Regions from separate parts of the Homo sapiens genome. Here region 1 is linked to region 2. Evidence: chromatin contacts called from ENCODE Hi-C or POLR2A ChIA-PET data. All regions are on one chromosome and are shown on one strand. Each heading gives the region's core, a stretch centred on a gene start or an enhancer-like site at or near the end of the contact. The rest is flanking DNA. Distances are from core to core; before and after follow the strand shown.

Region 1 (4,166 bases), core at 41-2,540, 61 kb before region 2:
ACCTTCATACTAAAGTTCATATTTTGAGATTTCCTTAGTTTTTCCCTAAAGTCCCTTTCCTGCTCCAGATTTCACTCAGAATACCACATTTCATCATTAAGTTTCCATAGGCTCCTCTCGGCTCTGACAGTTTCTCAGACTTTTCTTGTTTGTGATGGTGAGGACGGTTTTGAGGGGTGCTGATCAGGTATTTTGCAGAATGTCCCTCAATCGGAAGCTGTCTGATGTTTTTCTCACAATTAGCCCATGGTTATGGGCTTTTGGAAGGAAAATTACAGAGGTAAAGTGCCATTATCATTACATCATATCAAGGGTTGATACTATCAATATGACAGCACTGTTGAAGGTGGCCTTGACCACCTGGCTGAGGTAGTGCTTGTCATGTTTTTCTATGGTATGGCTACTCTTTTTTCCCATTCCCACAGTGTATTCTCTGGAAGGAAGTCACTACGAGCCACCTATACTTAAAGAGTGAGGAGTTACGTTCCCTCTCCTTGAGGGTGAAATATCTACATACATTATGTGGAATACTTTCAAACATGAGCTTTGTCTCTTCTCCTTCATTTATTTATTTGATCATTTATATCAGAATGGACTCATGGATGTTTATTTTATTCTTTGGGTTATAATCCAATATTACTATTTTGTTGCTCAAACTGCTCAGCTTTGGCCTTTGAGTGCTCTGTTAGTTGGGTCCTATGTTCCATTGACATATCCCCATCAATAACGGTTTTCTGGTTTTTTGTTTTGTTTTTGTTTTTGAGCACTTCCCTACTTTCTAGCACTACACAGCCTTCAGGCTTAGCTATTTCCTCCCCAGACCTAAAATCAGATATTCTGCAAAGAACACAAGAGATATGGTTTTAGAGGCATTTGATACTACCCTCCAGAAATCTTATATTGATTTACAATCATTACTCACATCGGCACAGGAATGCCCATTTTCCCCACACCCTTGCCAATAACGGGGCAATTTCAAAGTGTCTGCAGGGAGATGACCTGGCATGGGATACAGTGTGTGCATATATATGCATGTATGGGTCTATCTGTTCCATCTCTTTAAAATAACTTCTACATTACTCAGTTTCCTGTTGAACTTCAAGAGAAAAATGCCCTGGGGCCAGTTAAGTTTTTCCTTTTCTTTGCCTTTACATTGGCCTTCCCCAGCTTCCCTTTCCTCCCCCCAGTGCTGCTGGATTTTCTATCACTGGCGATCTCCTGTGATGAGGTCTGAAAGGAACCTTTCCTATACCCTCTACTAGGGCCCAGGCAATTTCAGGGGGTGGAGAGTTAGAAGCAGAAATTAGCCCAAGGACTTGCCTTCCCTGCTTCCTGTACCTTCAGGAAATCCACCTGACCCAGTTTCCTCATCTTCTTTTGGCATGTGTATAATGGAAACCAAATCTCTCTCAAGCAGTTTCCTTCCATAGAAATCTTAAACATAAGATTTAATAAAATGCTGGACTTCAAATTTCCTGTTGCCTCAGCTGCTGTATCTCACAAGTTACCAAAGAGAAAAAGAGAAAGGATCAATAAATAAATATACTTGACACTTATCTCTAATCTCTGTCTGAATAGAGATTCACGCTGTATGTGTGCATGCACAAGTGTGTGTGTGACAGCGAGCGAGCGAGGCAGATACACACACGTGCGCGCGCGCACACACACACAGAAAACAGTTCTCAGTAGCTTTGGGAGTCCCATGATGATGACCTTCAACTGAAGTTGTAGGAAGTTGGAAGTATACCAACCCATAATGACCTAGTGCTACTTTTCATATGGCAGCGGGTTATGAATATGGACCTAGGAGTCACAAACACCTGGGTTTGAATCACAGCTCTGCCACTTACTAGCTGTGTGATTTTGAGGTCGGTGTTCGTACTTGGAAATAGTGGACAATGTAGTACCTACCAGAAGAGCTGCTGGAAGGATTAAATTAGATTAATGTATATGAAGTGGTTGGCAGATATATAAAGAGCTTGACATAGTACCTATCACACAATAAGTGCTCAAAACATTTTATAGTTATTTAATAACATCATATGAAGAAACCAAGACTAAGAGAGACTAAAAGTCATACAGTGAGTTGATGGTAGAGTGAGATCGACTGGAAGTCAGTTTCTGGCTCCTGAATATTTCACCATACCTGCAACACCCATTTCCTCTGAAACTGCTATCTATTAAAAAAAAACGGGAAGAGTTAACACTGTTGTCACCTGTACACTCTAGGCACCATGCTGTCATTCCAATGGGCTAAAGATTCCTTCTCAAGTTTGTTCTTTTAGTGTACAGGCCATTTAAAAAATAAAGACGGTGACAGCTATCATGAATAAGAATGCATTCTATGTGCCAAGCATGGTGCTCAAAATCTTAGCAGCACCATCTCCCTATCCCACTGAGTCCAATAGCATGTCCTATTGACTCACCCTGCACAACCTCTCCCATGTGTGTCCATTCATCTTCTCCACTGCTGCCACCATCTCCTGCTTGAACTATTGGAGTTGCTTCTTGACTAGTCTTCCTACTTCTAATCTTAATGCACTATTGCCTATTATCCAAACTGTATTCAGAATAATATTTCAAAAATGTGCAATAGATTATATCAGTACCCCATTTAAAAATCCTTCAATGGCTTCCTATAACCCCTAGAATAAAGTCCATAGCCCACAGATTCCTACATGCTTTGGCCCCTCTCTCCCTTTCCAGCCTGATTCATGCCACCTTCCAGCCACGCTGGCTTTCTTTCTGTTCCCCAAGTAAGCTGATCTTGTTTGTGCCTTAAGGCTTGTGCTTTGCTGGTCTGCCTCAAAGCTCTTACCCTCACATCTTGGAATGAATGACTCATTAACATTCAGGTCTCAGCTCCAATATCATCTTTTCAGATGCTGTCCTGGACCAGGAAATCTAGAGTAGCCACCCCATCCCTGTACTATTACACTAAATTGCTGTATTGTCTTCATAGCACTGATCACTATCTAAAATTATTTTGTGGTGGCAAACGGCTTTAACTATTTTGTTCCCTGCCGTATCACCAGTACCTGGTAATGTGCTTGGCACTGGTGAAACTGCAACAAATGTTTTTGAGTGAATGAATAAATGATCAAAACAATCGTATAAAGCGTGACTGTTCAAGAAACCTTCCCAGGCAAACCATGGGCCACTTGCTGGTCATGGAGACACTGCCTAGGAATCTCATGAACAGCTTACTTTGACAGGTAAATCCAACCTCCATTTCTTTTCTAATTGTCTCTGCAATGACCAGGCACACATAACCACTGGAGCTCTAGACTGAATTAAAATGCTGCATCATAAACTGATTATTCTTACAAACAAGTAAGCCTTACTGGAAGCCGTATGAGTAAAGGATGGCGTGGCCCATGGACAGGGAATACTGTTACAGTGACAAAGCAGAAGCAAGCTCATATCCAGCCTTCCCTAAACAAAGAAACCTGAAGAACAAATTCACCTCCATGAAGAAATGTTCTCATCTGGCTTCTCTATAAAACAGCTGTGTGTTTGCCAACTTCTAACTCTCCACAACCCAGCTGTGAGCTGTTCTCAAGGCAGGCTTGGATTCTAATACTTTATCCACCTCTTACCCTAACAGTCTATGAAGGGAGAGAGATGAGGATGATATCAAGTCAGCAAGGCCAAGATAGAGGTGAGGGGATACTTAATTCATGGCTCCCCTCTTTCCCTCAGATGAAATGTCAGCTGAGGCATGGATCCAGAAGTGGGAGAGCTGGGTTAGTTATTGTGGTGGTTGAGACTGATCATGGAAAAAGCACACAACTAAGTTTTGAGACCCCATTCCAGCATGCATTAGCAGTACAACCTTGGGTGAGATGCCTCTTTAAAGTTTCCATATCTGTAAAATGAGGATAATTATACATTATAAGCACTTACAATTAATAAATGGAAGTTATTACTTGCTAGACACTGAACTAATTAATCACTTCATCCAAATCTTTACAGTTTTCATAATAACCCTGTGTAACAGCATTAACACTCCATTTTACAGACGAAGAAAATACAGAGTAGACAAAGGAAGTAACATCCCAAGGTCCCACAATCCTAGGCAGCGCTGAAACTACCATGGCCTGGCTCTTGTTTTTGGCCCCGGGCAATGAGGAGTGAAGGGAGCACATGAGGGGGCTTGTGACATC
Region 2 (3,807 bases), core at 479-2,978:
GCTCACTGCAACCTCTGCCTCCCAGGTTCAGGCAATTCTCCTGCCTTAGCCTCCCGAGTAGCTGGGATTACAGGTGTGCGCCACCACCCTTGGCTAATTTTTGTATTTTTGGTAGAGAGAGGGTTTCACCATGTTGGTCAGGCTGGTCTCCAATTCCTGACCTCAGGTGATCCACCTGCCTCGGCCTCCCAAAGTCCTGGGATTACAGGCGTGAGCCACTGTGCCCGACCTCAATTTTTAAAATTTATTTTTTATTTACTTATTTTTAGAGACAGAGTCTTATAATGTTGCCCAGGCTGCTCTTGAACTCCTGGGTTCAAGCAATCTTCCCACCTCAGCCTTCTGAGTAGCTGGAATTATAGGTGCGCATCACTGTGCCTGGAAGTCTCCCAGGCTCTCGATCCACCTCCAATTCATTTTCCATTCCATAGGTAGGAGACACTTCTAAAATGCAAATCTGTTCAGGTTAATTCCTGTTTAAAAATCTTTAATAGCTTCCCATTGCCTTCAGTATAGCGCTTAAATGCCTTAAGAAGGTCTATAAGGCCCTAAATGATCTGGGCTCTGCTGTCTTTTTTCCATTCCTCTCTTGTCTGGAACTGGCACACAATTTGTTTACTCTACCTAGAACAACCAACCCCTGCTCCAACCTTTCAGATCTCTGTTTATATATAACCTTTTCTGGTAAGCCTCCCCTTATCCTCCAAGACTAACTTAGGAGCCCTTCCTAAAGTAGCCTAAACTTATCAGAACACATTCCCTACCATGTAATTGCCCAGTTACATGTTCGCCTCTCCCACTACACTTAGGATCTACAAGAGTAGGAACTATGCCTGCTTTAGTCACCATGATATACCCAGGATGTAGCACAGTGCCAGACACACAGTAGGTCACGAATATATGTTAAATGAACAAAAGGAAGGGAGTGAAGAGTGAGGAAGGAAGGAAAAGAACCACAACAAAGAAGGAGCCTGTTCCTGAGAATGGTTGAAAGATGGAGTCTGAAGTGGTTCCCTGAAACCCTGTAGGTTTAAAGCAAGATGCCTATGCCTTTTAAAGTTGGGTGCCTGTGGCTTTAGCCATAGTAGACAAGGAGCTAGACAAGATCTTGTTGTTCCAGAGCAGATGTTAAAAACTATAGTTTCCAAGGGAAGAACACACCAAGAGATGCAGATGTGGGACAACATTTGGCGCTAAGAAAGAGGCTCAGGATATGGGGAGGGAAAATGAAAAAAGAGAGGAAACTGTTTTTGCTAGTTTGTAAAAAGCAAACACACAAACAAACAAAATAACAAAGAAGGGTCAAATCCTGATTCCAGTAAGGTAACCTTTGACAATTCATTTAGCTTCTTTTAATAAGCGACTTGATAGTGATTTTCAAACTGAGTTCTGAGGAACCCTAGGTCACTGCAGAAGCTCCTCAGGGTTTATTTTGAAGAATAGAGAAAGTTCAATGAATGCTGCCCCAACTTTGACCAGAGAAAAATTGTTTTTTACACATTGAGGTTCTGCTTAAAGTCCATTTCAAAAAAGGGTGCTTCTGCTAAAAATAAAGTTTGAATAGCAGTGGCCTGGATGACCATTCTGATACTTCCCAGCCTTAACAACCCTTGATTCTATGTGACAGATGGGACCCATCTGGACATTGCCTTTTACTTTGTACAAATATTCCTCAATTGTGTTGATGACACAGCTGTAGCTTTTCCCAGAGTCTGTTTTCACTGCTTGAGAAGAATGACAGGAAGGGTAAGTAAACCACAGTCCAGGTTCACTGCAAGGCTCAGACAATAATAAAATGCACTTCTAAACTGCATTCAACTGTGGCAATACAGAAGCACAAAGAACATTTTTTTTTTCCTAAACAAAGTTTTGTATACCTGTACCCTAGGATTCATCATATAGGTGTCTTGTGTCTGACACAAAGATATTATAGGTCAAAAATAAAGAATACTAGATCTAGAGCCCATTAAAAAAATCAATCTAATTCCAATCAAGAAAGACTACAAAAATTTATCTAGTCAGTCCACCTGATACCATTACCATTACCATAATGATACTACATTACCATTTAAATGTAGTGCCTATTCTTCTTAACAAGGTATTCTGAATGTACAAAAGAATACAACAAAGTTACTTATCTGAAGGTTACAGGCAGGAAATGACATAGATGAGAGGGAGACGGGAGTCTTACAAAATAAGATCTTCAAATCCCAGGCTTAAGATAGAGATCCCTTTTCTGTGCTGTTCCTTGGCTGTCTATATTTCATGGAGCACTAAAAGGCCACAAATGTCACTCTACTTCAATTATGAGAAAAGACAAGCAACAATGTGATCTTACCTGGGTCCTTCCTCATCGCCCTGAAAGACAAACAGAAAGAAACAGTATTAGAAATCACTGTTGGTACAGACAGAGTCAGATTTCTTTCTTTTCCCTCCCCTCTCCCAACCTGAATGCATGGACTATACATTTATTGTAACAGAGACAAACCAACAGACATCTAAAGGCTAAGACAAGAGCTAATATAATCCTATGTTCAAACTGCCCAGTGGAGATGACCTGATAATTTGCCCTGACAAGCAGAGCAGAGAAGTGAATGCACAGACCTAGGAGGCCTAAATAATTGCCTTGCCTTTTTATTTGTATGGCTGGCAGTATTTAGTTCTTAGCAAAGTGAGAAACCCAAAATAGAGGCACGTCTTAGACAAAAGCTAGCCAGTTCCAAAAACATCAAACTGTTTCCTTCAAAGACTCATTTCTGCCTTGTTCTAGCATTTTTCATCAAACATGAACACTGCAATTCTAATATAAAGAACACTGTGGTATAAAGGGCACTGAACTGGGACTCAAGAAATTGGGATTCTAGTCCAAGCTCTGTTACTTATTAGTTATGTGTCCTTGGGCAAACATTAATTAATCTGGACTTTGGTCTTCTCCTCCGTAAGTGGTTAGTTCTGGCATTTGATGATCCACATCATTCTTCCATCAAACAATGGCTCTTCTCTTTTTCTTGCCCACTTTTCAAAAACAATGTGTTAACATTATTTTTCCAGGTATGGCATTCTCTCAACCTAACTTTATCAGAAGTGATCACAGCAGATTCCTTTGAGCTTCCTTCTGTGATCAAATTAGATTTTTCAAATAACTCTCAAGCCTTTCCCAAGGGACCTCATTCATCCTTTTGGTGTCAGCGTATCTTTTATATCCTTCTTTTTAGCCATTGAAGGGTAGTCTCAATAGAGAATGTACATTCTGGTTGTACTCCTCGGAGAATGAATGAATGAATGAATGGTTCCTACTGGTATAAGGCAGAATGAGCTCTCAAGTCCGATGTTCTGGGTTCAAGTCTTAACCCTATCACTCTACTGCTCTAATAGCTTACTCATGTTATTTTGCCTTTCTTAACTTCAATTTCCTAATTTGTAAAATGGGGTAATAATTGTCTCTGTATCATAGGATGAGTATGAGGATTAAATGAAATAATGCTTATAATCATCAAACACAGTGCCTGTGACACAGGATGTATTTAATAAAGGCTATATATCAGTATCAGTAACAATTCAGTAGGATTCATTAAGAAGCTACTATATATATATATGCTAACTAAGGAAAAACAATCACTCATAATGATCTAACCTTCTAGGATTTTCGAATCAGGAGCATGAGAAACAGGCAGAAAGAAAATGAACTATTACTAAATGTGTTATGATCAATATCAAAGACATAAACAGAATAATATGAGAATCAACAGGGAAGTTATGAACACTGCCTCTCCTGGAGAAGGTGGGAAAAGCTTCACACACAGAAGG

What was found. Hi-C counts contacts between places; a loop is a spot of excess contacts on that map. ChIA-PET counts read pairs that join two places held with the same protein, here RNA polymerase II (POLR2A). Pooled maps may share reads with other maps.
Region 1: a map of endothelial cell of umbilical vein shows a loop between it and region 2 (2.0-fold over the local background). The contact joins two enhancer-like sites. A Hi-C loop is called at or near these places in 4 of 168 maps with a recorded cell type or tissue (PC-3, cardiac septum, endothelial cell of umbilical vein and 1 more), 13 of 37 single-sample maps with no recorded cell type and 6 of 50 pooled maps. POLR2A ChIA-PET finds 5 or more read pairs at or near these places in 1 of 52 experiments (A673).

Annotation. Positions count from the first base shown.
Region 1 is chr11:35,793,720-35,797,885 of GRCh38, reverse strand. All of the region lies in intron 4 of TRIM44 (tripartite motif containing 44), which reads right to left. Among named protein-coding and RNA genes, the nearest start is that of TRIM44, 130 kb to the right of the region's middle. Within about 2 kb of position 1,290, at least 5 of the 41 ENCODE cell types and tissues checked have a DNase peak (open chromatin) inside an H3K27ac peak, as active enhancers do; they include endothelial cell of umbilical vein, where a contact is called at or near this core.
Region 2 is chr11:35,733,977-35,737,783 of GRCh38, reverse strand. It overlaps TRIM44 (tripartite motif containing 44), which reads right to left. Exons shown (of 5, transcript NM_017583.6): 4 at 2,339-2,358. Among named protein-coding and RNA genes, the nearest start is that of TRIM44, 73 kb to the right of the region's middle. Within about 2 kb of position 1,728, at least 2 of the 41 ENCODE cell types and tissues checked have a DNase peak (open chromatin) inside an H3K27ac peak, as active enhancers do; they include endothelial cell of umbilical vein, where a contact is called at or near this core.